Linked DNA regions of Homo sapiens: all the other regions are linked to region 1. A link is an interaction called in ENCODE POLR2A ChIA-PET data of the cell type or tissue named here. Cell type or tissue: OCI-LY7. All regions are shown on one strand. Links, peaks and the distances in the headings refer to the core of each region. The heading gives the core; the rest is flanking DNA.

Evidence for each region. ChIA-PET counts read pairs that join two places held together with the same protein. Peaks named below come from ENCODE experiments on the same cell type or tissue, not always from the same donor. Only the 100,000 strongest peaks of a DNase experiment are listed, where the experiment ranks them.
Region 2: POLR2A ChIA-PET joins it to region 1 with 9 read pairs; 2 of 35 experiments call an interaction of 5 or more read pairs at or near these places.
Region 3: POLR2A ChIA-PET joins it to region 1 with 6 read pairs; 2 of 35 experiments call an interaction of 5 or more read pairs at or near these places.
Region 4: POLR2A ChIA-PET joins it to region 1 with 6 read pairs; 6 of 35 experiments call an interaction of 5 or more read pairs at or near these places.

The regions. Positions count from the first base shown.
Region 1 is chr3:169,929,297-169,934,296 of GRCh38, reverse strand. The region is part of intron 7 of SAMD7 (sterile alpha motif domain containing 7); the gene reads right to left. It also overlaps the pseudogene FAM20BP1. Among named protein-coding and RNA genes, the nearest start is that of SAMD7, 20 kb to the right of the region's middle. In OCI-LY7, for the core only: a CTCF peak has its summit at 3,928 (motif pointing left); DNase peaks (open chromatin) are centred at 1,976, 2,426, 2,886 and 3,906; H3K4me3 peaks cover 2,620 bases; H3K27ac peaks cover 3,596 bases.
Region 2 is chr3:169,875,399-169,883,562 of GRCh38, reverse strand. No RefSeq gene overlaps it. Among named protein-coding and RNA genes, the nearest start is that of LRRC31, 9.5 kb to the right of the region's middle. In OCI-LY7, for the core only: no CTCF peak of the experiment used is centred there; a DNase peak (open chromatin) is centred at 6,572.
Region 3 is chr3:169,802,510-169,810,673 of GRCh38, reverse strand. LRRC34 (leucine rich repeat containing 34) reads left to right here. Exons shown (of 11, transcript NM_001172779.2): 2 at 1,929-2,046; 3 at 2,965-3,086; 4 at 3,184-3,248; 5 at 3,743-3,826; 6 at 6,493-6,621. Among named protein-coding and RNA genes, the nearest start is that of LRRIQ4, 6.3 kb to the left of the region's middle. RefSeq lists cis regulatory regions at 2,190, 4,446 and enhancers at 2,118-2,262, 4,374-4,518. In OCI-LY7, for the core only: no CTCF peak of the experiment used is centred there; no DNase peak of the experiment used is centred there.
Region 4 is chr3:169,980,621-169,988,784 of GRCh38, reverse strand. It overlaps SEC62 (SEC62 preprotein translocation factor), which reads right to left. Exons shown (of 8, transcript NM_003262.4): 4 at 5,874-6,078; 5 at 5,532-5,624; 6 at 2,920-2,980; 7 at 426-545. Among named protein-coding and RNA genes, the nearest start is that of SEC62, 18 kb to the right of the region's middle. In OCI-LY7, for the core only: no CTCF peak of the experiment used is centred there; no DNase peak of the experiment used is centred there.

The sequences.
Region 1 (5,000 bases), core at 1-5,000:
GAACTCCATCATTGCTTATCTGAATAGGCTTCCCCTCTGTCTTGTCCTCTTCAACTTATTTTCATAAAAGCAACCTGAGTGATCTTTCTGCAATATAAAGCTAACCATGCCGCTCCCTACTTAAAACCTGACTGCCTCCAGGATAAAGCCACAATCCTTCACTGGGTCTTCTGGGCTCTGTGACCTGGCCCTGTCCACCTCTCCAGTCTCATCTTGCTCTCCCCACCTCTCCCACCTTGGCCCTGGCCCTCTGTAGCACTGGGAACTACTCTCAAAGTCCCAACCATATTAAAGTTTTCTCTGGCTCTGGCCCTCACCTGGAAATTCCTCCTTTATCTCCCTCCTGCCTCACCTCTCCTCTTGACTTTCAGGTCTCACTTTAGAGGCCTCTTCCTTTAGGAGGCCAAGAGTCCCTCATATGTGTTCCCACCATGCTCTGTACCCGCCTTTCACAACGTGCTCGTATGGATGTGGGATCACTCACTGGTGCCCCTCTTCTGGACTATGAGTGCCATGAGAAGAGGAACCACATTGGTCTTGTTTCCACTCTGTGCTCCATGCCTCACAGGGCATGACTCAGGACCAGCTAAAAAGTAGAATCTTCTTGGAAAGCTCCTGTACTGGGAACCTTGTGTTCTAATAGATTTTAGTCATGAATGTATACATATATTTTTCCACAATATGCACCGGTGTGGAGAAAGGACTGAAATGTTCCACTCAAAACACACACTCCAGAGCCAATCCCAGTATTCATCTATGAAAATGTCTGATTGTCCTTTGGCCTGGGAATTAAGACTGACCAACTATGATGCCTATTGCTAGAATGGGCAATTGCTGAGGAATTCAGAAGGTGATTCAGCAGGAACATCTCCATGCTCAGAAACTTGTGGTCTTTGCTTTAGTTTCTACTACAGAAAACACCAAAGACATCCAAGGCCACCCTGTCCCCTGTCACCAGAACTTGCTGCTGGCCATTTCCAATCCATTTCATACCATTTGGAATTGATTGTGCTGCTTCTCTATCTTTGTAAAAAGAAGTTTCACTTATTTTTTATTGAGAGTTACAAGTGGGAGAAAGGCATTGTGTCTTCTACCATACAGTGTCCATCCCAAACTGGTCAGTGCACTGCTCCACGGTGGCCAGGACACTCAGGAGCCACTGGTCCATGGCGTCCAGACGAGGATCAGAGAGCACTGGGGAGAGGGGGTCATGGGCCATGGCAGATTTTAAGGTAGACTTCAGCACACCATTCTTTAGGTAGTTCCGTCTGTTCCAGGTAGACACCTGAGTGATGCCACACTGATAGAGGGGGGGAAAGAATGCTTCTTTCATCCAGCAAGGGGTTCCCAAAGCTTTTGTTGTTATCAAGAAGGATGAGCATACTGGCGCCCTCATTATCTTGAAAGTTCTTATAGTAATGGCAGTCAGCATTGTCAATCAGGTAATCAAAGACAGCTGTGTTAATGGTGTCCAGGCGGCACAGGCCAGAGTCATAAAGGGACGTTTTCTTCACAGCCTCACAGTAGCGCTCATCATACTCCCACCTGGCCAATTTGCCTTTTCAGTAAGTCCTGGCCCACGGGTGTCAGTGTTTCTGGAGAGGCCACACATCTGGAAGCCAAAGTGTGACAGATTTTTCCATTGTGTCTCCATCGGCACAAGCTGATTCTGTTTCTCGGTAGTAATAACACTTCCCATAAAAACAAGTATTGTGTCCTACAGTTAGGAAGGGGCTCAACAGCTGCTCCATGGTAACAGGCTTGATCTCTGTCTGAAGATGAACGGATCTGCCCACCATCAGCAGGGCTCTGGGACACCCACAATCCTGTCCAAGTGAAAGGCTGCTACCTCCGCATTGTGTCTATCATAACCGGCATATGGTTCCCTTCCACTACATAGTCTCGGCTATACTACTTAGGTTCGAAAACAACTTTCTGTTCCCTTTCAAGGATCAGTAAGGCTTTCAGCTGTGTCCCTTTATAACCCACATCAGCTTTAATAATTTGCTTGGTGGCCATGGCATGCATGATTGCCCCCAGCTCTGGTGTCTCTTCACAGTACACTTCCTGGGGAACCACCCACTGGGCTGCAGTCTCCTAGGAAGACTGCAACGTGTGGTCCAACTTGGGTGACAGCTCCATCCACAAGCCAGTCATCATTCGGTGAAAAGCCCTCAGGGGATCAAGTAGTGAAACGCTGCTTGGCAGTTGATGTATCTAAGTTGTCAATCAGGAAAACTTTGGTGAAGATAAAGATGACAGGAATTGCTAACAGCATGACTCGCTGCTTTAGCTTCATGTTGACCTCTTTTCTTCTCCCCTGACCCACTCACTCTCTGGCTCACTTATCAAGGAGAGGCAGTGGTAATGGTTAGTAAGGAGATTCCATCATTACACACATTGGTCCATTTGTGGATGCACCTTCCACAGTTCCCGTTGCGTCCTAGACTCGCTCGTGGCTACCCATGCAGTGCAATGCAGCATGGCCCCCGAGGAGGGGCAGCCCCAGGCTGTGCTTATCACCCCAGCCACTGCCACCACCACTGCAGCTCCCACCATTCCCTGGCCACCTCTCTCAGCGCTGAGCCAGCCGTCCCCCAACAAACTGCATTAAGTAATTATTTCTTTTCCTATTTTAATTAAGCAAATTATAGAAAATGGCTAATATAAATTAAAGAGCCAGGTGCGGTGGCTCACATCTGTAATCTCAGTTACTTGGGAGGCTAAGGCTGGAGGATCACTTGAGCCCAGGAGTTTGAGACAAGTCTGGGCAACATAGTAGACCCCCATCTCTTTAAAAAAAATTAGCTGGGTGTGGTAGTGTGCACCTGACAATTTGTGAGCATCCAAAGGAGGAACCACGTGGATAAATTTTCAAGCAGAGGTAGGCTGGCAGCCAGGGGACTGAAATGTGTGAGGATCTAACCCTCAGCCATGGTGGATGTACTCAGGGCCTGGGGCGAGGACACATACATGTCCCTGTCGCTCAGATGTACCCCCTTCTTTCTCACCAGAGCAGTTTGGGCCATGTGTAATGATATAAATGTGCACATATTTTCAGTAATTTCAGTTCTTTTTAGAGAGAGGATATTTTATCTGCTGAGTCCTCTGAACTAGACATTTACTTGGAACAAAATATGTTGCAGGCTCTCCTGAATGTTCCTTAACAGCTGAGCCACCAATCCTTTCTCTACACCTATTTAAAAGAGTTCATTTGCACTTGGGGCTTTGGGTTTTAGTTGTTATTTTTTTTCTGCTGAATTTCTTTTTCTACCTACAGGAGGTGAGTGGTGAGAAGTTGCTGAGTAGGCACCTAAGGCAGAGATGGGGAGTAAGAGGATAGTTGGGGGACAGTAGGTTTAACGCCAGCTAATCTCAGCACCTTGGTCCAACTCATTTAAAGAAAGGGGCTATGGGGCTGGGCGCGGTGGCTCATGCCTGTAATCCCAGCACTTTGGGAGGCCGAGGTGGGCGGAACATGAGGTCAGGAGGTTGAGACCAGCCTGGCCAACACGATGAAACCCTGTCTTTACTAAAAATACAAAAAATTAGCCAGGCGTGGTGGTGTGCACCTATAGTCCCAGCTACTCGGGAGGCTGAGGCAGGAGAATCGCTTGAACCCAGGAGGCGGAGGTTGTGGTGAGCAGAGATGATGCCACTGCGCTCCAGCCTGGGCGACAGAGCAAGACTCTGTCTCAAAAAAAAAAAAAAAAAAAAAGAAAAGAAAGGGGCTATGAGTAACAATGAGTAACACCTGATGGGACATTTTAGACAAGCGTCCTTGTGAGAGTGGGGTACAAGCAGTGCTGCTTCAGGGCTGTTGCATCCAGAGGGCATCTCCCCATTTCTGTATAAAATAACATCACAGAGCATAGCTGGGGGCAGGCACAGCACAGCAGTGACATCTTTCAGTTGATGCCACCTGCTGTCACTTGGAGGGAGTATACTTTAATGGGGAAACTAAAGCAGGACTTGATCCTAAACAAATTTGAGACGTATCTAGAAATAATTGCTACCACTTCTTGGGGTAGGGAAGAGGGCGCTGACATCCTGTCAGTGAGAGATAATGAGTCAGCAGAGTTTGGAGTACTCATGTTTATGTGACTTCTGTGTACCCACAAGGGGACATTTGGGATTTTAAACTATGAAAAGCATGTAATATTATTTATTACAAGAGCTATTATTATAAATTGCACTTTTCTGACTATGGATCACTAAGAATAATCAGAGTTCAAATTCAATGTGCCAGATCTTAGCAATCACATGCTTATTAAATAAGGGTTGCTCTTCCGGTTGTTATCAGAAGTTAGCAACTTAATTGAACCCATGGTTGACATGGCACTTGAAGTGGTATAGATACATTTAAAAAGTGGCTTACCCATGACTAATGACTAATTTTTAAAAATAAGGTTATAACCATTGAACAGGGAAGAGTAGGCCAAAAACTTTTTATCAGGTTATGCAAAAGACAAAAATGGGTGACTTGAGGAACACAACTTGCTTCATAAGTAACTTGAGGCTTGGCCGTCTCTTGGGTATAATGATGAAATTCATGTTTATTGAGTATTTACAAGGTGCCATGCACTCTAATGCTCACAAAAATCCTCTGAAAATGTATTATTATGATTATCTTCATTTTACAGATAAAACAACTGAGGCACAGAGAAGGGAGGCAACTTGTCCTAGGTCACACAACCAGAAAATAGAAAAGCCAGGATTTGAATTTGTACTTTCTGGCTTCAGAAGCTATATTCTTAGTAACTACTCTATATAGTTTTTCCGTAAGTCCCGTAAACTGAACTAAAAAATAATAATAATAAAAAGAAAAAGAGTTAACAGTATCTCACTGTAGACAAACATTTCACAAAACAGATCTGGAAAATAATCAGCTCTAGTATCAGTTAATTATGATGTAGTTAAACCTTAATATCCTTTTCTTGCTTTCTTTTCCTTTAACATGCAAACCAAAAATGATACTAGATTTAGTAGGCACTTTATTG
Region 2 (8,164 bases), core at 1,953-6,952, 53 kb after region 1:
TGACTCCATAATCTACCCTGGGACCAATTCAGTGACCTGGTAGCTCCTTCTCAGGTCTTTACTAACACTATTAAGGAGAAGGCTACAGTGGAATATTTCTCACAGGAGTTTCACAATCATTTAATTTGTTGTAATATACTAATTTATCTTTCTGGGAAAGGTACACATAGCTTCTCATGTAATTTTCATAGACAAGAGTTATAATTTTCAAATCTCATATGTTTTCCACAAAAGAGGAAAAATTGATAAGTAGTAAGTGTTATGGGGCGAATTTGAGCGTGGATTTCCTCAAGCAACAACTTGCTATTTGTGTGATCCTCAATATCTATGGGCTGTATGCCTCAATATCTTCTTATATAACATGGAATAATAATAATAATATAATGCGATGATTAAATGAGATGGTGTATGTCAGATGCTCATTATGGTGTCTGGCATATACAAAGAACTCAATGCATGTTGGATTCTGATATCATCATGATCATAATCATCATCACCACCCCAAGAACAATTAGGCAGCTGGCATTTGCTCTAATATTCTCAACCATTAGGGCTATTTTTTTTTTTTTTGAGACAGAATCTTGCTCTGTCATCCAGGTTGGAATGCAGTGGCGCGATCTTGGCTCACTGCAACCTCTGCTTCCCGGTTTCAAGCAACTCCCCTGCCTCAGCCTCCGGAGTAACTGGGATTACAGGCACGTGCCACCACACCGGGCTAATTTTTGTTTTGTATTTTTAGTAGAGACAGGGGTCTCCCCGTGTTGGCCAGGCTGGTCTCAAACTCCTGACCTCAAGTGATCTGCCTGCCTTGCCCTCTCAAAGTGCTGGGATTACAGGTGTGAGCCACCACACTCCACCAGGGCTATTTGAATGCTCATGAGAAGTTCTAGAAATAACCGCTATCAGGGCAGGAATAATGGTTTCTCTTTGCTATGGGGCCCTCTCCCCTTTGTACTTCAAGGCCTCTCTGAGGTCCCAAGGTAATAAAGAAGGCAAAGACCAGTCTTGGGTGCAGAATCTTAGGTGCAGCTGATGCCATACCTTCGGTCCTTCCTGGCCATGTCCACAACCGTTAATAGTTAGTCCCCTGTGGTCCTTATGCAGCCATGCATCCTTTATTACTCAGCGAGTTATTACAGAGGATACAGTAAGCAGCCGGCCTATGCAATATTCAACTCCCATTTCGGAGATGTTCATCCTCAGTTGCCTCCTCCATTGAACTTGTCTCCTTATTGGCAGATTGTAACAAACAGAACACATTCATTTGAGTTTAAAAAGCCACCATATAAGGCTGGGTGCGGTCACTCACGCCTGTAATCCCTGCACTTTCGGAGGCCAAGGCGGGCGGATCACGAGGTCAGGAGATCGAGAGCATCCTGGCTAACATGGTGAAACCCTGTCTCTACTAAAAATACAAAAACTAGCTGGGTGTGGTGGCGCAGCTGGTGCAATCCCAGCTACTCGGGAGGCTGAGGCAGGAGAATAGCTTTAACCAGGGAGTTGGAGGTTGCAGTGAGCCGAGATCACACCACTGCACTACAGCCTGGCAACAGAGCAAGGCTTCGTCTCAAAAAAACCAAAAAAACCAAAAAAAAAACCAAAAAAAACCCCACATCTCTATGGATTTAGATGCTCACAAAATTTTCCTAACCTGGATGTAACCTCCCATATGCCCAATGCCAAAATATCAGGACTCACAAAATCCTGAAAATCAAAGCCCTATCTAAATACATCCTCATCACAAATGCTGCCCAAGGTAGAGGAAAGGCAGAGGAAATAATAGATTTAAGGGTACTGTACCTTTTAACTGTGGTCACAGAAAAGGATACGAGCCCAGAGAAGTATGAACTATCTACCCTCCTCTGGCCTTTAAGCAGGATTCAACATTGCTCATTCCTATTGCATTACCTAGCTGCCTTTTAAACCTTCCCACAACAGTCTAGAACAACTGCATTATACAGGAGCTCAGGGAGACCAATAATATTTGTATAAGGATGTGTATGAATATTACACAGTGCTGGGTTCCAACGGAGCTCGTCTGTGATGAAGAACTCACCCTTTTAAGAGTTTCTAATATTCCCAAAGCAAGGAATAGAAAGTCAGAAAGGCACACGCTTTAACCAAATGCAAAAGAGGTGGAGAAATACATGCTTCACAGTGGTTTTATTTTTGATAGGGAAAAATACAATAGGAAGATAAGGAGAGTGTCACTAGGTTAGCATAGGGTTTTGAAGAGCTAAAGTGAAAGTCAGAAGACTTTCCAAAGTGGGGATCCCACTTGTCAACCTTGATTCCTCTGATATGTGGTGTGATGAACACAATAAATTATATACTGAATTTCAACCCTCTTCTAGCAGGTTTTCCCTACTGCAGACACTACAAAGTTAAAATGACTTTTCCCAGCCTCCCTTGAAGCTAGGTTCAGGAAGTGATTGAGGTTCTCCTGATCCTTCACATTTGTGCAAGCCTTGAATTTGCAACTGAGGTACATAGGGTGACAGGCAGGTCACGTGACATCCAATTTCCTGATGTCTGTGATTTTGAGCCAGCAACTGTGACACTACTTCTAGTTTCAACAGGCAGTGTCCTCACTATGAGAGGGCCACAGCTTTCTGGGTAGCACAGTTATGTGGGGTAGCTTTGGGAGTACTTCCTGGAAACACAACTTAGAATCCATTTCTCCATGATTCCATAGCTATTTAATACAGGCAGTATTTCTCTTTTATTAAGCTATCCAGAGTGATTCCTCGTCTCTGCCAAAGAATGCTGCCAATACCCTGGTGTTATGGGATATTTGGAGTATTGATTTTTTTGCCAGAAACCTCTGTGGCTGGTGGCATCTTGGCCTGACTGCTTGTCCTGCATCCAGGAAGAATGAGGTATGCAGACAAGTGAAGGGTGAAGAAGATGAAGAGTTTTATTTAGTGTTGGAGACCCACAGTGGGTAGCTCCTCTCTGTAAGCAGGTCATCCTGTCGAATGTTCGGCTCTCAGCAGAGAGGAGGCCCTGGAGAGGGTGGCTCCTCTTGGCAGGCAGGACATCTCTGCAGCTCTCAGCAGAGAGGGTAACTCCTCTGCAGCTGGTTGTTGCGTCTGTCTCTCTGCCTTCTTCACCCTCTGGCCATCCTCTGCCCTGCTGGCTGAGCCTAGGACTTTTACAGACCTCAGAGGGGAGGAAGTGCATGCTGATTGGTCCATGGGCAGCCATGGGTGGGTCTGGAAGAGGCATCCCGAGTCTCCACTCTAGTCCACAGGACTGGCAGCCCAAGCCCCCAGCCTTCAGGCCCTCCCTGGCCTGAACATGGGGACTTACTGGGGACCTGCCCCCTTCTGCCCAGGAATCAATCTGCTTCCCACTGCCATTTATGGCCCCAACCCCACTCTGAGATCAGAGTAGGTTCTGGGACCAGAGGCACCAGGCAGTGGGAGCAGACACCTCTGAGCCTGCAGGCTGCAAAGATGCCCAGGTCCTGTGCCTGGGAGGGTGGCTGTTCCTGCCAACTCAGAAGGGGTGGGGTTCCTGCTTGTCCCTGGCTCCTGCCTGCTCTGTGGAGCAGGAGGCCCAGCTCTGCAGCTGCAGGTCTGGCAGTTGCTGTGGCAACCAGGCAGGCAGACCCTGCCTACTCCTAGCCCCCTCCAAGAGCACAGGGAGGCTCGGATATACAACCACAGTTTGGGTGGCTGTAGCCCCACTCAGGAGGGCAGGGCTCCCACCAGCTCCATGGATTGTGCAGTCCCAGCCATGCTTCCCTGCTGTAGCCAGCATCACTGGGATGGTAGAAGGTGCTGGTTCCTACAGGAGGAATAGGATAGACCCCTTGGTGACCTCATGGCAGGGGTATGTGCTCAACCTCTCAACTTGCTTAACTCTTTCCCAACTGGGAAGAGCTCTGTGCCACTCCACAAGGGCTACTGGGATATAGGAAAATATGACAGGAGGGTGGTAAGTGACCATTCATTGTTTGTTTCAAGAATACCCGAGTCAGTTTTGGAATAAGAGACTGAACTCTTTAACAGAGCCCACAGGCCCCACACAATCTGGCTTCTACATGTTTCACAAGTCTCATGAACTGTTGCCCCACTTTCTCTTGTCCAGCCACACTGGCCTTTTATTTTTCAGATTCACTGTACCCCTCCCTGACACAGAACCTCAGCCTGGAATATTCTTTAACTGGCCCCTCCTATTTGTTCTTAAATCAACCCTCCCATTGAATCTCAGACCTCAGGATGCCTGTATTCTATGCTCTCTGGACAAGTTCTACTTTCTTCATAACATGAGTCACGGCCAGAATTAAATAATGACTTATATCTAAGTTAAAAATAAGTTAAAAATAGATGTCTCCCCTGCCAGACAGGAACGTCCATGAGGGCAGAGACCTTGCCTTGCGCACTAGGAGATTCCCAGTGCCTAACAATGCTTCGTACGTGGTTGGTGCTAAGTACGTGGTTGGTGCTCAGTAAGTACATACTTGGTGCTCAGTAAGTATACTTGGAGTGAATGCACTCCGTCTCCCTGCTCCGACTTTGCTGCATCTCTCACTGGACATTGGCTCCCATGATTGCTGCAGCAAGGGAAGACGGCTGGAAAAATTGAGCACTGGCTGTTAAATGCTTCTGCCTGGGAGTGTCGCATCTCAATTACACGAACATTTTGATGGCCAAAGCAAGTCACAAGGCCACCTAAATTCAAAAAGGTAATCCAGGGAGAGGAGTAGAATGGCAGGTACTGGTGTGTAATAGTAATGTTTATCGCAGCCTCCTACCCAAGAAACTGACCTAAACATTAAGGTTGGGATAGGACGAAGGGTTGATTGTTCTGTAACTGGTGACTTGAGTTTTACCTCCTAAAATAAGTGCACTGCATTCTTTGCTCTAAGGAATATTTTTCCCATTTCACTCTTATTGTCATATTGTCATGTTCTTTACTGGCTAATGTGCTTTCTTTTTTTCTTTTCTTTTCTTTTTTTTTTTTTTTTGAGACAGAGTTTTGCTCTTGTTGCCAGGCTGGAGTGCAATGGTGTGATCTCGGCTCACCGCAACCTCCGCCTCCCAGGTTCAAGCGATTCTCCTGCTTCAGCTTCCCGAGTAGCTGGGATTATAGGCATGTGCCACCACACCCAGCTAATTTTGTATTTTTAGTAAAGATGGGGTTTCACCATATTGGTCAGGCTGGTTTCGAACTCCCGCCCACCTGGGCCTCCCAAAGTGCTGGGATTACAGGCATGAGCCACCACGCCTGGCTAAATGTGCATTCTTATCTTGGCAGCCCTAAGCTCAGGGCTTTACCAGAAATGCCCCTGTGACAATGAACTTTAGGTCAATAACAGAATCTGCTTACCCGGGCAGGCTCTTTGAGTATTCATTGCCTTCACAGGACAAGCAGATTTAGTCCCTTTGTTACATGTGAACCATGGATGGTTTGCTGTTGCTCTCCCTCATTTGCCTTGAAATACAGTTGCTCTTGGAGCTTTGCAGAATGGGCCTGCCTCAGCATCAGTCACACATTTATGAACATCTGTGACCTATAATGCCGTTACCGGGTATTAATAGGTGCAAAGAAATACAACTCATGGCTGTTGTCCTTAAGGAACTAACTGCCCAGCTGAGGAAGCAAGATGTTAATACCTTAAATTACTTATTACTTAAATTCATGGCTATGTATTTTTAAATACAGGTCAGGCAATACAAGAATTTCAGAGGTGAGAAAGCTCCACACAGCCAGTTACATAGTCAAAGTCTATGGGGATGTGGGAGGTGAGCTGGCTTGGGGGTGGTAGGACTCGGGTTTTGGAGGCTGGATGGCCCTCCTGAGCCTGGGCTTCTCCAGGGAGAGCCTGGGAGAAGATCAGGGAGGAAAAAGAGCACAACACAGATAGTGGAGCGAGGGCACCTACCATCAACAGCTGGGTGGAGGATGCCATAGAGCAGCAGGGGAGAAATGCTGAGAGCACAGCACTTCACCCAACAGTGGCCTTCCCTTCCCTTTGTCTTTCTCAGGTCATGTCAGTTCTGACCTCAGGCTTTCCCCAGGTCATAATGTAACCAGGCAGCTTAAATTCAAAATGCATTTTAAAACTTTTTTTTCTTTTTTTTTTTTTTGAGACGGAGTCTTGCTCTGTCGCCAGGGTGGAGTGCAGTGGCGCAATCTTGGCTCACTGTAACCTCTGCTTCCCAGGTTCATGCCTCCCCGGTTTAAGCAATTCTCCTGCCTCAGCCTCCTGAGTAGCTGGATTACAGGTGGGTACCACCATGCCCAGCTAATTTTTGTATTTTTAGTAGAGACAGGGTTTTGCCATGTTGGCCAGGCTGGTTTCGAACTCCTGACCTCAAGTGATCCACTCGCCTCAGCCTCCCAAAGTGCTGGGATTACAGGTGTGAGCCACTGCACCCAGACTGTATTTTGTTTTTAATTCCACAGGTATTTCAAAGAATCTCTGGGGAGGCTTAGAAGCTGCACTTATGGCACCAGGAAGCATGAATCATGCAGAATCCATTCTGAAGACATGGCCTTGGCTGTGGCAATTATATTAGGCTTCGAAGGCAGTAGGGGCCAAGGTTCTAGCAGAGAGCCTAGCCTGCCGCATCAATGGGGTCAATGGTGCAGAACGTGGTGTCTGCACTCAGCGGTAACAAGGAGAAAATAGAGATTAAAATTATTTGTCTCCTTTTGCCCAGCTTTGATTAAAAAGAAATAACTAAGACAAAACATCCATAAAGATGATGTGCTATGAAAGGCCTGAGTTGAAGTGACTTTCTGGGAGTGCTAGGTAACTGTTTGCTTGCTCTAGTTCATATTAAGAGAAAACTTTCAGCTTGCCTAAATGCTTTTAATGTATTTAAGCAACTTCAATGTAATTTATAATTTCTAGACTTGAAATAATTTGCTTGAATTTAGGATTTTTTTTTTGAGGAAATTGTTAGTTCACAAAATGCCTGTTATCCTTTACTTAAGTTGTAAATGACATCACTAGTATATATTTTCTATATTTTCATTTTTCTCCAGAAGGTTGTAAAAAGCCAGAACAGCTTTTAGTTCTTTGAGATTGTCACTGTGATTTCTCATCTCTCTTTCCCAAAAGACTTAATAAGAAAAAAAATTAATTTAAATTGTTTCTGTCAGATTCAGAAAACTCTAAATATAATAAGTAAGAGTTTTGTTCAGGAAATGCATCCCTTTTACCTTTTGTGTGCTGTGTACCTCTGCATTTCCAAATAACATGCTTATACTGTTATTTCATTTTTAGGTATTACCTATTGTCCTCTTTGTAGGACAAATGAGGATTTATTTCTGTTACATGTTTGCAAATTTCCCCTTTCCTCGGCATTCCAATATGGTTATTCCTGAGTTTTAACATATAGTGTTTATACTATTATGGCAATGTAAAAGTTGTTCACAGCTTAACCACAAAATATACCAAAAATGTGTAAGTTCACTCATTTAATGTGTACAATTCAATGACTTTAAATATATTCACAGTTGTGCAATCATCACCACAATCAATTTTAGGACAATTCCACATTTCTGTAGAAATGTGGAAATGAAACTCTATATCCTTTAGTTATAATATCCCTATCTCCTCACCCAATGTACAACTATTAATCTACTTTGTTTTATTCTGGCTATTTAATATAAACGGAATAATATATGTGGCCTTTTATGTTTGACTTCTTTCACTTAGCATATTTTCAAGATTTATTCATATTCAGTTATGTATCAATACTTCATTATATTTTTGTGCCTGAATAATATTGTTACTGGATCTTTGGGTGTCTATTTTCTTCCTGAAAACCCTGTGGCTGGTAGCACCTTTGCCTGAGTTCTTGTCCTGTGTCCAGGAAGAATGAGGTACACAGACAAGTGGATGGTGAAGAAGATGAAGAGGAGCTTTATTTAGTGTTAGAACAGCTCAGAGGAGACCCACAGTGGGTAGCTCCCCTCTGTAGGCAGGCAGGTCATACCCTCAGTGTTCAGTGCTCAGCAGAGAGGAGGCCCTTGGAGAGGGTAGTTCCTCCCTGCAGGCAGGTCATTTGGTCATTTGGTGGTCTCTGCAGATCTCTGAAGTTCTCAGCAGAGAAGGTGGCTCCTCTCTGCAGCTGGTTGTTCCCTCATCTGCTCAACTCTGGCTGAGCCCAGGGCTTTCATGGGCCTCAGAGGGGTTATTGTT
Region 3 (8,164 bases), core at 1,669-6,668, 130 kb after region 1:
TAGTACTTCTCAGACTTACTTGATAATAAGACCTATTCTATTTGGAACACCTTTGATCATCCTGTAGAACATGCATATTCCACAAAATACAGTTTGGGAAATATTGTGCTACAATATCATTTAAATACATGAAAATTTTCTAAAATAGGTGAAGCTTTTTTTAATACGTACATCTATCCACATGACAGAAATTATGCTATTTAAATTTTTCAGAGAATATCTAGTGACATGGGAAAACTGCTTACAATATAATGTTAATTTAAAAAACAGCATATAAAGTTATATCCAAAGATTCCAATTTTGTTTAAAAAATACTTAATATGCATATAAAAGAAAAACTATAGGAAGTATGTATGCCTAGACCTCAATTGTGGTTGTTCTTTGGCAGTGGGATTGCAGATTAACATGTATTTTTTTTTAATGTTAGAAATTTCCGGTCGGGCTCAGTGGCTCACCTGTAATCCCAGCACTTTGGGAGGCTGAGGCAGGCTGATCACTTGAGGTCAGGAGTTTGAGACCAGCCTGGCCAACATGGTGAAACCCCGTCTTTATAGCTGGGTGTGGTGGTGTGTGCCTGTAGTCCCAGCTACTCGGGAGGCTGAGGCAGGAGAATCGCTTGAACCCGGGAGGCAGAGGTTGCAGTGAGCCGAGATTGCGCTCCTGCTCTCCAGCTTGGGTGGCAGATCAAGAACCTATCTCAAAAAAAAAAAAAAAAGAAATTTCCAAATTGTCTGGAATAAGTATATTAAATTTATTTTTAAAAAGGTTATTAAAAACTATAAGAAAATTTTGTTTGCTTTCATCTGAAATGTAATGTTCCTCATGTTAAATCTCGTTCTGCAGATCCGTTTAGCAAACTCATTATTCTTCAGAGTGCAAAGGACACTCAGTAAACAACATTTCTGAGATGTAGAGACTTAGAAGAGAAGCCAGCTCCTAAAAAGCTAGGCTGGTTGAGCAATGAGATCTCTGTGCACAAATTTTTAAAAGACATCCACAAAAGGTAGATGTATAGAAAACAAAGACAGTGGCCTGTACTTCTAAGAAAAGTAACAGCATAACTTCCACCCCAGAAGATGTAGGCCTTGCAGAAGATGCTTTTGAGGTATTACTGAGAACAGCAAGGTCATTAAGGAAATCTGCATGTATAACAGAAAGGAGATCTCAACTCCTGCTTTGTGTCTGTCTTCTTAAGAACTTAGGGAAAAGTCACCTTTAGAAAGAGGAAATGGAAGGCTGGGTAGGAGAAGAGCTTCTGTGAGCCAGGCCTCGATTTGGTATGAAGAAATGACAGTTACATTCAAACTTGGGATGGTGTAGAGGGTATCCAAGAAGCTTGTGGGAGTAGGTGCTTTATCAGATCCCTTTTGAGTTAGGTTATTAGATAAAATTGTTTTTATGTGAAGCTATTTTAAGAAACCTTTTCCTCTCGTGGATGCTGAGATACTGAGTTGAAAAAAAAAAAAAAAAAAAAGAAACCTTGAGTCCCTGTAACCCATTAGGGCACAGTGGAAAGAGGTTTTGGAATCAGTTTGATTCTGCACTCTGCCTTTATTAGCTGCATGGTTTTGGACAAAATATACAATTTCTTTGGAAGTCATTTTCCTCAGCTACCAGGCCTGGCACATAATGGAGCTTAGTTCTCCCTTTATGTCACTTCCAACGTAGGGTGCTCACTTGAGCCAGTGTCTGCCAAGCCTCAATGGGTGCTTCAATGGCCCTAGTTCTCCAAACAGCATTTTAATTATCTCTCCCATTCATTATTTTTATTTCTCTTCTCTTTTTCTAACCTTAATTCTGTTTCCTTTTCTTCCCTACCCCCACTATACACACATACAACTCATATATTTGAAAGAGGTAGTTTTTATGGTTTTTTTTAAAGCTTCTAGAATAATTTATATGTGATAGAGGATGCATATATTTTTCAGAATCTCCAGAATCTGGTCTCCAGAAACATTATTCTAATCTGTGTATGGAAAAATCCCAGAAAATTAATCCTTTTATATTGCATATACTCCAAGAAGTGGATGAAGAAATTAAAAAGGGGTAAGAAAGACAAATACTTGATTACATTAATAGTGTTTGCTTATATTCATGTGTGTGAAAATCCTAACATATTGAGTGATTTTATAGCCATTTGAAAATGCTTGGTAAAATGAACATACCATTTGATTCAGGTAAGTAAGTACACGAGCAACACTGTTAGTAGGTCTTAGAGGTGGTATAGTATTCAGGAAAGAGCACTAGACCAGGAGTACCCAAGCTTGGGCTCCAGAGTGATCTTTAACTTCTGTGGGTGGGGTGAATCTTTTTTTTTTGTTTGTGGGCAGGGTGAATCTTTTTTTTTTTTTTTTTTTTCTGAGATGGTGCCTCCCTCTGTCGCCCAGGCTAGAGTGCAGTGGCGTGATCTCGGCTCACTGCAAACTCAGCCTCCTGGGTTCAAGCAATTCTCCTGCCTTGGCCTCCCGAGCAGCTGGGATTACAGGTGCTCGCCACCATGCCCGGCTAATTTTTGTATTTTTTAGTAGAGACAGGGTTTCACCATGTTGGCCAGGCTGGTCTCGAACTTCTGACCTCAGGTGATCAGCCCGCCTTGGCCTCCCAAAGTGCTGGGATTACAGGCGTGAACCACCACGCCTAACCTGAGCTGGGTGAGTCTAAGCAAATCACTGAAGTTTTCAGTGTTATCTATAAAGTGGGGATACTGTTTGTGTGAGTGTGAGTGTGTGTGAGAGAGCTAAATATATGGAATCTTTTAAAGCACTTTGCAGTCTGCAGAATGTTCAGTAGTTTTAAGTTACCTGGTATAAATATACTGTATAAGTCTACTTATTATATGCTTGCTTCCAGTAAATGATATCTGTGATATGACTATTTATACATGAAGGAAACATACTTTTACTTCTTTACTGGGTTTCTATTTCAAAATCTTTTTTTTTTTTTTTTTTTTTTGTATTTTAACAGGCTAGCAGCAGGAATCACATTAAACATTGCTGGTAACAATCGCTTAGTGCCAGTAGAAAGAGTTACAGGTGAAGATTTTTGGATTCTTTCCAAAATTTTAAAGAATTGTCTGTATATTAATGGTATGTTTCCATAAGAATCAATACCTCCTGCTTTTCATTGATCTGATTTTAAGTATTCTTTATAATGAATATCCACTTCTATTCATCTGTGCTTCAGGTTTGGATGTTGGATATAACCTTCTATGTGATGTTGGTGCATACTATGCTGCGAAACTGCTTCAGGTATTATTTTACTACAAAATGTCCTTAGTTCCATTTACAATGAAACCAATTAGTCTAATGACACACACATAAAACACTAGTTTTACCTGATGTCAAGGGTCCTGACTCTGTGCTAGAACACTCGAAATATACTGGAAACCCATTGTGGATTTGGTCTCAATGGAGCCAGTAGCTAGAGCTCCTAAGTTATCTTTTGCAAACTTGTACACCATGATTAAATATATACACCACACATCTTTCAGATTGATCAAAGGTAAATATAGTTTTTTCTTTCATTTATATTGTAATTATATTTTGATTACATGAGAATGATTTTTTTCCTTAATGTAGTTGTTTTTGCTAGGATACAGTTTTTCTTGGTTATAAAGATTTTCTTTGGAGGAAAACACTTATTCAAATAAAGTATATACTGTATGTGTATATGTATATACATGTATGTAAAACTGACCAATTTCCAATAATAATAATGTGTAATAGCTTCTTTTCTCTTATAGAAACAACTTAATCTCATTTACTTAAACCTCATGTTTAATGATATTGGGCCCGAAGGTGGAGAATTGATTGCTAAAGTGCTACATGTAAGCATTTATGTATTTCAAACTAACATTGTATTTGGAAATTCTAACTTCTGATAGCTTGGAACCAACAGTGTCCAATGTTGAAGTGAACTTATTTTAATATTGTAGGAATGTATATTTTTATTATACTTTAATTTATTCAAGTGTAGACATTGCATGAACACTTTTGAAGTCATAGTTTTACTAAGATTTAACTCACATACATAAAATATACCCTTTGAAAGTCTTCAGTGGTTTTTTAAGTATTAATATATTCACAGGGCTGTGCAAGTATCACTACTATCACTATTTTAAAAACATTCTTATCACCCCAAAAAGAAAAGCCCTAAACTCATTAGCAATCCCTCTCCATCTTTTCTACCCCCTGCTCTCCAGCCCCTGGCAGTCACTAACCTACTTCGTCTCTCTATGTATTTGCCTATTGTGGACATTTCATATAAACAGAATCATACAATATGTGGCCTTTTGGGACTGGCTTAATGTTTTCAAGGTTCATCTTGAAAACCCAGTCACAAAGATTTATGTTTTTTTAAGAGTTTTACAGTTTTAGCTCTTTCTTTGATCCATTTTAATTTTTGAATATGGTATGAGGTAGGAATCCAACTTTATTCTTTTGCATGTGTATATCCACGTGTCCTAACACCATTTGTTAAAAGACTATTCTTTCTCCCATTGAACTGTCTTGACAGTTTTGTCCAAAAATCAGCTAACCATCATTACAGGAGTTTATTTCTGTACTCTCAATTCTATTCTTTTAATCTGTATGTCTATCCTTATGCCAGTACCACACTATCTTGATTACTATAGCTTTGTAGTAGGTTTTAAAATCAAGAAATGTGTCCTTGTTCTTTTTTCAGGATTGTGTTGGCTCTTCTGTGTCCCTTGCATTTCCATATGAATTTTAGGTCAGTTAATCAATTTCTGCAAGAAAAGCAGCTGGGAGTTTTTTTTTTTTTTTTTTTTGAGATGGAGTTTTGCTCTTGTTGCCCAGGCTGGAGTGCAATGGCGCGATTTTGGCTCACCACAACCTCCACCTCCTAGGTTCAAGCAATTCTCCTGCCTCAGCCTCCCAAGTAGCTGGGATTATAGGCATGCACCACCATGCCTGGCTAATTTTGTACTTTTAGTAGAGACAGGGTTTCTCCACGCTGGTCAGGCTAGTCTCAAACTCCCGACCTCAGATTATCTGCCCACCTCGGCCTCCCAAAGTGCTGGGATTACAGGCATGAGCCACTTCACCCGGCCAGCAGCTGGGATTTTAATAGGAATTACAGTAAATCTGTAGATCACCTTGGGGAGTATTGCCATCTTAAGTCTTCCAAACCTCGAACATAAGATGTTTCATTTATTTAAGGCCTTTCATTTCTTTCAGCAATGCTCTGTAGTTTTCAATGTGCAAATCTTACATTTCTTTTGTTAAATTTATTCCTAACTTTTTTTTATGCTATTGTAAGTGGAACTGTTGTTCTTAATTTCATTTTTAGGTTGTTCATTGTTAGCATATGGAAATACAGCTGTTTTTGTATATTGATCTTGTGTCCTGCTATGTTGCTGAACTCTTGTGTTAGTTCTAACAGGTTTTTTTGGTGGAATCCTTAGGATTTTCCCTATGCAAGATGGTGTCACATACAGAGTTTCACTTCATTTCCAATTTGTATGGTTTTTCTTTTTGTTTTTCTTGGCTAATTTCTCTGGCTAGAACCTCCAGTACAATGTTAAATAGAAGTGGTGAGAGGACATCCTTTTCTTCTTCCTGATCTCAGAGGGGTTTGAATCGTGATAATTATTTACACTATTATATGTCCTAATAGTTACTCATTAGAATGATGAAATGTCTGTGATTTTGTGAAATATTTATCAAATTATATTACTTTAAAAGTGATATAGGAGGAATGGGGAGTGACTGGTTAATGGTATAGGACCGGCTTCGGGGATGATGAAAATGTTTTGGAACTAGCTACAGGTGATGACTGTGCAATATTGTGAATGTACTAAATGCTACTGAATTGTATACTTTAAAATGGTCAGTTTTATGTTATGTGAATTTCACCTCAATTTAAAAAAGTGAAGTGCTATAATTTTCTTAAGATAAATTTACAGATTTTTCCAGTGAAAGTTTATTAATATATGTTTTATTTACTGGTTATTGCTTGGGCATCTGTTTCTTGGGCATTCTTTCTACTCAACTGTTAAACTAGATTTTTATCTATTATGGTAGATTGAATGTTACCTTTAAGGTATATATCCTCTTCTGGCTGGGCGCGGTGGCTCATGCCTGTAATCCCAGCACTTTGGGAGGCCGAGCTGGGCAGATCACGAGGTCAGATCGAGACCATCCTGGCTAACATGGTGAAACCCCATGTCTACCAAAAATACAGAAAAAAATTAGCCAGGCGTGGTGGTGGGTGCCTATAGTCCCAGCTACTTGGGAGGCTGAGGCAGGAGAATGCTGTGAACCCAGGAGGTGGAGTTTGCATTGAGTCGAGATCACACCACTGCACTCCAGCCTGGGCGACAGAGCGAGACTCTGTCTCAAAAAAAATATATATCGTGTTCTAGCTCCATGAAAATTGGAGTCTGCAAATAGTAATACAGTCTCCTAATTCATGTAATATATAGAATTCTGTGGATTAACAATTATTAAATAAGTTTTTTTTCCTTTTCAGAAGAATCGGACTCTGAAATACCTAAGAATGACTGGAAACAAAATTGAAAATAAAGGTGGAATGTTTTTTGCTGCAATGCTGCAAATTAATTCATCATTAGAGAAATTAGATCTGGGTGACTGTGATCTGGTGAGTAAACTGGTTATGAGAAAATCATCCAGATAGTGGGTCATTAGAGAACAGCTAAATCAGAGTCTTATGAATGATTAATTTTGCCTCTTATGTCTAATATCAGAGAAAAGGTGTTTTTCCCCTAGACATAATAGTGCAGATTATTAATAAAATCAGACTATAGTAAATAACATAGAAAAATACTTAATAAAAATATTCCTAAACTTCCATCTATATAACTCATCTTAAACTGTATGGAATTTTTAGAAAAAGATCATGTTCACTTTAATTAAACAAATATTACTTTATTCATATAATTTTTTACTTTTGAAAATACATTTTAGGCTGCAGTGGCTCACGCCTATAATCCCAGCACTTTGGGAGGCTGAGGCAGGTGGATCACCCGAGGTGAGGAGTCCAAGACCAGCCTGGCCAACATGGTGAAACCCCGTCTCTACTAAAAATACAAAAATTAGTCGGGGCCTGGTGGCGGAAGCCTGTAATCCCAGTTACTCAGGAGGCTGAGGCAGGAGAATTGCTTGAACCAGGAGGTGGAGGCTGCAGTGAGTTGCACTCCAGCCCCTGGGCGACAGAGTGAGACTCTGACTCAAAACAAAAATAAAATACTTTTTAGTAGTTACTTATATTGTAGCACAAAAACTTAAAATGATGATGCTAAAAGCTGCTCTGAAGCTGGGCGACATGACATGCACCTGTAGTCCCAGCTATTCAGGAGGCTGAGGTGGGAGAATCTCTTGAGCCCAGGAGTTTGAGGTTACAGTTCACTACAACCGTGCCTGTGAACATCCACTGTACTCCAGCATGGGCAACATGGTAAGACCCTGTCTCTAAAAATTATTAAAAAAGATAAAAGTCGCTTTGAACCTTCACCTGGCCTGATAATGAAAAATGTGTTTTTTTGCATGTCTTCAAATTCCAGGCTTCACTTTCTCTGACATGCTTTCAAATCTTTAGGCCTACTCTTGGGAACCTGTTGTATAGCCTCAGGTTAATCAATGTGACATGAAAATAAGATGGGCCAGGGGGCTCTCTGGTATAATAGATTCTGAAGGATTAACTTTTTTTTTTTTTGGAGACAGAGTCTCACTCTTGTCACCCAGGCTGGAGTGCAATGGCGTGATCTCGGCTCACTGCAACCTCCACCTCCCGGGTTCAAACAATTCTCCTGCCTCAGCCTCCTGAGTAGCTGGGATTACAGGTGCCTGCCACCACGCCCAGCTAATTTTTTTTTGTATTTTTAGTAGAGACGGGGTTTCATGATGTTGGCTAGGCTGGTCTCAAACTCCCGACCTCAGGTGATCCACCTGCCTCGGCCTCCCAAAGTGCTGGGATTACAGGAGTGAGCCACAGCGCCTGGCCAAGATTAACTTTTTAAGGTGGTAGATGCAGCCAGTGTGGTTCTGGGAAAACATTAATTCGGTACTTATCATCTCCACATACCAGTCATTGTGCTGGACACTAATGATACAACAGTGAATCACATGGCCTCTGCCTCTGCCCTTATGAAACTTATATTTTAGTTGGGGAAACACCAATGAAG
Region 4 (8,164 bases), core at 1,808-6,807, 53 kb before region 1:
TGCAGATTAAGATATAATAATGTATGGTATATTTCAAAATAAGTAAATTTCAAATGTCTCACAATAAATGATAGGCAAGAAAGGTGATCAATATGCTAATTATGTTAATTAGCTTGATTTAAACATTCCACATTGTACACATACACCAAAACATCACATTGTACCCCATAAATGTATACAATTATGATCTGTCAATAAAAAATAATCTTATTAAAAAATTTTTTTAAAGATGTATTAAATCCTTTTTCTGCAGACAGAACACATCTTACCAAGCCTGAGTTTTGAGATTTGACTCAGAAAGTAGTACCATATATTTCTTGATTTACCTCCATTAATTTTTCTTAAGCTTTACTGAAGCTCCAAATTACAGTCCAACTGCTCAATACCAACCTTCTTGAGGTCAATTTTATAATAACAATACTTACCAACAGCAAGGAGAAGAATACTGGCTACAAAACAGCCTGCACCCACACTGAGGTAATAAACACCTACTCTCATTTCTGCTGGCCAAAGGGGGAAGAGGGTGGCCGCTATTACTGCAATCACTGGAACAAGAAATGACAAAAGTTAAATTTTAGAATAAAAACTTAAATGGTATGGCTGCACTAACAGAAACATATCCCTGGGGGAAAAACTGAGAAACATAAACACAGTGAAATATAAAATTGCCATTTTTATAGGTAAAAAATGGTCAATTATGAGCAATTTCATATTGTTCAACCTAACATTTTATACTATTCTTAAACTAGTTTTTATTAGTGTAAATTACATATAATTAGAAAAAAATGCTATGTAGAAATTCAAAACTGTTGCCTCCTTAATTTATCAACTGCCCCCTTTTTCAAGCTATATCTACTTTATTTAAAAAATACTAAGATATTTGCCTACTAAGTAAGGGAGCTAAAAGAAACAACAGAACAACAAAGCCAACAAAAAATGATTTCCAAGACCCCTCTCTGGAGATTCTTCTTCTGGGGTGGAGCTCTGACATCCACAGACTGAAAGATTCCCCAGGTGATTTCTGCTACAGATGTATTTTTTGGTGCTTAGGGAAACTGTTTACAAGTGTCTCCAGTTTTTTTGCAAGTAAAGTGGGGACACAAGAAAGAATTATAAGAAATTAGAAGCCTGGTTATTAGGTCTTTAGAATAAGACCAGGATTAAAATTCTAGCTCCATCACTTATAAGCTATGTAACCCTGGGCAAGTTACTTAACTCTTTTGAGGCTAAGTTACCTTATATTTAATAAGTCTCTTCCTATTCTTCAAAGGTTGTTGTGAGGATGAAATGATATATTGTACGCAAAATATCTAGCAAAGTGACTAGTACTCTTATTATAAAAGAGTTATTTTGCTTTTTGTTTTCTGAAACAGAGTCTTACTCTGTCACCCAGGCTGCAGTACAGTGGCATGATCTTGGCTCACGACAGCCTCGACCTCCTGAGCTTAGGTGATCCTCCCACCTCAGCCTTCTAAGTAGTTGGGACTACAGGTGTGAACCACCACACCCGGCTAATTTTTTGTAGAAACGAGGTTTCGCCATGTTGCCTAGGCTGGTTTCGAACCCTTGGATTCAAGCCATCTCCCTGCCTTGGCCTCCTAAAGTGTTAGGATTACAAGTGTGAGCCACTGAGCCCAGCCTTAAAGAGTTATTTTGAATGGGATCCTATCATACCATATTGACCAAGCTTATTTTAACTGCTACCTATTTTTTTTTTTTCTGTTTGTTAAATCATTCTTTCCCCATAAAACCTCCTGGAATACACACGTTAAAAAGCAAATCAAAAACAAATCAAACCCCCAGCACTTTGGGACAACGAGGCAAGTGCCCAGGAGTTTGAGACCAGCCTGGGCAACATGGCGAAACCCCATCTCTACAAAAAAATACAAAAATTAGCGGGGTGTAGTGGAGTGTGCCTATAGTTCCAGCTACTCAGTAGGCTGATGTGGGAGATCACCTGACCCCAGCAAGTCGGGCTGCAGTGAGCCATGATTGTGCCATTGCATTCCAGCCTGGGTGACAGGAATGAGACCCTGTCACAAACAAGCAAATCAAAAGGTATAGAGAAAATTAAGTCTTCATCTAATTCTTATTCCACTTCCCAGAGGTTAAGTACTATTAAGCTTACCTGTATTCTCAGAGACTGCCTATATATAATTAACTAGCTACAGGGACTTTTTTTCTAAATAAGTAAATGAGCTTATACTATTCTTACTCGTCTGTAACTTTCTTTTCTTTTTTTATCTATTCTAGGTATAATATCCTTGCACATGTACGTTTGTGCAACTGTGATTATGGCATAGGGTAAATTCCTTAAAGTGGAATTTATTAGATCAAATGGTATAAGCATTTTGAATTTGAAAGATATTTGCTAGATTATACTCAAGTATAGTCTAAGGGATTTGGAAAAAAACAGATAATGTGTCAATGCACACACTTTGTGCAACTGTATGGGAACAGCCTAGAATTGCTGGGTCACTGCAGACACATAAAATTTCAAAGATACTGACAAACTGCCCTTTACAAAAATTAAAACAATAGACATACCTATCAACTGTTAGAGAGAGCTGATTTTTTTCTAAGACCTTTAATGTTAAGGTTTGCAAGACTCTTAATCACTACAGCTTTAATTTGTATATGAGTGTGATTAAGTATCACTCATGATGATTGGTCATTGTATTTCTTTATCTGTTAACTACCTTGACCATTTTTCTATCAGTTTGTTAATCTCTTAAAAGATCTTTAATATGTTTCAAATATTTTCCTTAGTGTATTATTTATCTTCTGACTTTATTTAAAGTATTTTTAAAATGACAACTATTTTATGTTAAATTTAGGAACATTTTCTTTTACAGTATCTGCATATTGTTTTCTAAATTTTAGATTGCACTTTATAGCTATTAACATCTCACTACTTACCAAGAATTAATCCCATGACAAATGTTTTAAAGTGAACTGGGTCATAGATCCATACATACACCTAGAAGAATCAAGAAACCTCGGTGCTTAAAAGTTCTAATGTCACATTAGAAAGTAATGCTTAATTCTATATTTTAGGTCCCTTAAAGCAGTCATCAACCTCTTAACATACGAGAAGTAATTTCTAAGGTAAATAAATTCCAAAGATCTTTCCTTCAGTAGTAGTGGTTCTTCTGGCGCTAGAAAATGATTATAGGATAACTATAAATTCTATAAAGCACTTAAGTAAATTTGTATGTTCTTACATACACTTAAAAATTTGTTTGACTGGGCTTGGTGGCTCACGCCTATAATCCCAGCACTTTGGAGGCCAAGGCGGGCAGATCACTTGAGGTCAGGAGTTCAAGACAAGCCTGGCCAACATGGTGAAACCCTGCCTCTACTAAAAATACAAAAATTAGCCAGGTGTGGTGGTGGACGCTTGTAATCCCAGCTACTCGGGAGGCTGAGGCAGGAGAATTGCTTGAACCCAGGAGGCAGAGGTTGCAGTTAGCTGAGATCACACCACTGCACTCCAGCATGGGCGACAGAGCAAGACTCTGTCTTGGGGGAAAAAAAAATTGTTCCATGTGTGCACATCATTATTTATTCAACCAAAACACCAGCAACTGCCAACCTTTTTGTCCCTAATGTAATGATGAACCAGTCTGGGATAAAAGCGCAGTTAAGACAGATTCCAGCCAGGCCCTATTACAGATCTAGTATCACTCAACTCCACACTTTTCTCTCCTGAGAAGACACAAAGATCAATTATTAAAGATCATGCTTGGTGAACATAGTCTCTATGACTGTATTAATTTCATTGCCTACTCCTCCATGGAGGGCCCATAAGCTGGGAACCACTACTTCAAAACTTAATTTACTTTTATCAGGCTCTTATTTTACACAACAGAAATTTACTTCATTCAGATCAGAACTCTGTTTGATCATTCATCCATAAAACTCAGTTTTATTTCTTAGTTTCTATAAATAACAGTACTCTTCCCTCTTATTTCTATATTGACCAGAACTCTTTATTGTCTTTCCAACGTGGTTCTTCAATTTTTAACACCAGAGGTTCCACTTTAACCTCTTATTTTACTCTGCCCATTTCCTTGGGAATCAGATTCACAGATATTACTTCTGCCAGTTTCCATTCTAAAAAAACATGTTTTTTTAAAAAAGATATTTCACAACTTTAAAAGTTATGGAGTGCATGCTGCTTTCTACAGAATAAAATCTAGGCTTCTCAGGATACCAAGCACCCATGCGTTTGCTCAGGCTGTTTCCTTCCCTAACAGACCTAACCTCCTTCCTGGCACGCCTGGCAATCTGCCAGTCATCTTCAAGTCTAAGCTCAAATGTCCTTTAGACCCTTCTTATCCTTCCTGACTAAATTAACTATTCCTACCTGGTGCTTTCACACCATTAATGCTTACCACACTGTACTATATTAACATGTTTAAGTGCCTGTATCTTTGCTAGACCATTAAGAGATTTTATCCTACTTATCAAGCTATTCCCAACGCCTATAAAAATAAAAATTTCTATTACAGTGGTTCTCAACAAGGGGTTCACATCAGTCACCTGAGGACACTTTATTATAGATATATAATCCTCCCCCACAATCCCACTCTAGATAGTCTCATGCAAGTAAGAATTTCAAACACACAACCCTAGGAGCCATGACTTTATAGATGTTACTATTGTATAGGTATAACAGGAAAGGATATATCCTGAAATTCACAACAGTTCAATGCCCAGTATATAACTCATGTTTACGTACTGGTGAAGTGACTGAATTAAGCAGTCTTTATGGAAGGCTACCACCATACAAATCTTCCATTACAAATGATAAGCATAAAGCATCAAGAAATGTTAAAAATTTTAAGCCCCTCAAGTGATGTGTCTGACTTACATTCTGTAAGAGATAGAGACTTGTAGCTATCTCCTATTCTGCTCTTTTTTCTTTGATAATAATGGAAACCCTACATTTCGGCTGGGCAAATAATCATCCTGTATAAAAAGTGCATTTCCAAGATTTTACTTCTCATATGCATGACCATGTGACTATGTTCTGGCCAATGGAATTCAAGCAGAAATGAAATTACCAGCTTTCTGGACAGTGTCCTTAAACTGGTCTCCTTAAAGAGGAGACATATTCTTCACTCTCCTTTCCTCTTTTCGATGCAGATATAAGATTGGCAGTCATTCTGGACCATAAGGTAACCTTAGCTAGAAGCCTCAGACAGAGGAGAAAAGAAGAGCTGGGATCCACCATGGAGCTGACGTATCTGTACAGCTTACCTACAGATTTCACTGATAAAAAAGAAATAAGCATCTATTTTGTATTAAGATGCTTTTATTTCAGGTTTCCTATCACTCACAGTCAAATCTGACTTTTAAAAATCTAAATAAGAGAAATTATTGATTTTTAAAAATGGAGTAGCTTTTATACATTTAAGAGCATAATTAGATTTCTCAAAATTTTTCCTTTTATTAGTGAAGGCATCAAACATCTTTCTAAAAACTCCTATAGAAAACTGAACTTCTAGTTATAGGCTTACTCTCACCTCATTTCCATCCAGAAAAACCTGATCATCATGTGGCTCAAGTTTGAATTTTTTCTTAGTTTCCTTCTTTTTAGGAGTTCCTGGAGTTTCCTCCTATGAAAACACAAGTTGGACAGAAGAAATAACACAAGTAAGCAAGAAATATGATGTTCATACAGTCAAAAAACTTTCACTGACTATTTGTAACACAGAAATAAAAATTCTCAACCACGGTATTTATAACAACTCTAATATAGTTATCTCAGGTAGGTGTTGCATAATACTTAAATGTGCTCATAGGCCAGTAGTGTTCATGTGCACATAATGATTTTTAAATTTTTACTTAATTTTAGATTAACTCACCTTTTTGGATTCTTCCTTTTCACCATCTTTTTTTTTCTCTTTTTCTTTTTTTGTCTTCTCATCCTTTATATTTTCTTTCTTGCTCTTTTTATCTTCTTCTTTTCCACTTTCAGCTTTTCCTTTATCTTTTTCTTTCTTTATGTCTTTATCATATTTCATTTTCATTACTTTTAGGGCTCGGTGAAAAAACTGCTTCTTTAAAAGCCTTTGGGAAAAACAGGTATGGCATTACACTCCCCATATAGATAGAGACTGAAAAGCAAAAATATCAAGACCTGAATAAAATAAGCAAAGGAAGGCATAAATTAGCAACACAAGAGAAATTACAACTAGTATGCCCGTGAAAAAGTAGTCAACTCTACCACTAAATCAAAACACTTTACAGTCAATTATATAAAAGTTGTCAAAACTCAGTGATATTCAATATAATTTTCACTTTTAATGATGTACCTTAAGTATAAAAGAGATTATAGGTTTGAGATTATCCATATAAAGACTCTTTCTGGGTTCATATAATCAAGACTCAGCTTCACTTTATGTTAAGTCTCAAATGCAAGAGCTGACGTAATAAAGAAAGGAGAAAATAAACAGTTTAAGAAATGTTAACAGATTAAAAGTGATGATTTGATGGGTCCAAATAATGTCTTTTCAGCTTTCTTGGTGTTATTTTTTCTCCAAGTACTTCGCAATTCAGTGTGCCACTGTAATGATTATCTTCAATTAAGCAATGATTAAATATACTAAGGTGAGATTTTTGGACTCTGAAAAGGACGTGCACAACATCAAATTGAAAAATGTGCAATATATTTGGCAAAACATGATGTATTCCTGGTTTCACTAATTTCTCTCTAAATAGATTGTTTTCTCTCTTTTTATCAGTTATTACTATATTTTATATTCTCACCTTAGGGCCTTCACACTGGCTGTTCCCTTTACTTAGAATGCTCTTCCCCCAAATAAGCAGGTCCTTTTGTTTCACTCCCTTCCTTCAAGTTTTCCCTCAACCACAACCTACTCTGTTTAAAACATAAGCCCACCTTCCCATTCTCTCGTTTCCTGTTACCCTATCCATAGCACTTATCTTCTAACTCACTATATAATTTGTAGTAGTTGTTTGCTCCTTCACTAGACGGTAAACTTCTTAAGAGAGAGAGAGATCCTTGCTTTATTCATTTTTTATCTGACCCCAGATTAAGTCAACGTTGCTTGGTAGTTTCTCTTTAACCTTACAATCCTACTCAAGAAATTGGGTTGCCCTTATTTTTGTCATCTAAAAGTCACTTTTTCAAATCTCATGTTCTAGTTTCAGAATTTCTGATTGGTTTCTCCATTCCTGCTTTGATAATGTCTAATTGCCACAATACAATCTAGAAGCTACGTCTCACTACCACCACTGGTGCCTGCTAATGGTGACTATCTAGCTACCTTTCTACTTACACCTCACTGGTGCCTGCTCCAGCACATCACAGCACTTGTTAACTAGATGCTTTCTTCCTGCCCAGATAACCACTTCTTTTTGTCACTGTGTTCAGTCCCCTGAAGCACCTATGTTTCTATGTTTTACCTGCCTGGCTGGGCTTCCATCTGCTCCCCAATTAGGTCCAGCCTATGAGCACTTCCACAAAGCTAATTTCTAGGTTTCCTCATTTGGCCCATACTACTTATTTGGAAGAGCTATTTTTAAATTATGTAAATATGATTGTGCATATAATTGTGCAAATGTTCAAACTGCCCCTCAAAATGCTACCATCATATCTGCTATGAATACATATACATATATAAACAAACAAGAATCTGAAATGAGACCTTAATGATTAACTACTTATGAGTACAAAGTGGGATTTAAGAATAGTAGTGGCATATTTGAATATGAAGTGTAGTCTTACATTTTTTACTCCAGAATGTCTTACAAAAAAAATCTATAATGAAAATATATTCTAATTTTCTTTGTGCACTTATATGATTTCCAGATTTTCTTTCAGGAACATTTATTTCCACTCCAAATGAAAATAAAAATACATCCTGTTCCTCATATGTTAATTGAAAAAGCAGCATTTTATAATGCAGTTAATATACATGTCCATATATTAAGAGTACATGTGTACACATACAGATACTTGAAGTATATATTCTCAAATGGTAATGTGGCTGGCTATCTACGAAGCAACATTATTAGTAATTTGGATTTTCTTCTAAATCATTTGCAACAGTTCCCATTTTCTTAAATTTACTTTAGTGGAAAAAATGATTCTTAATAAAGAATTTTAAAAACAAACAATGCAACTTTAGTA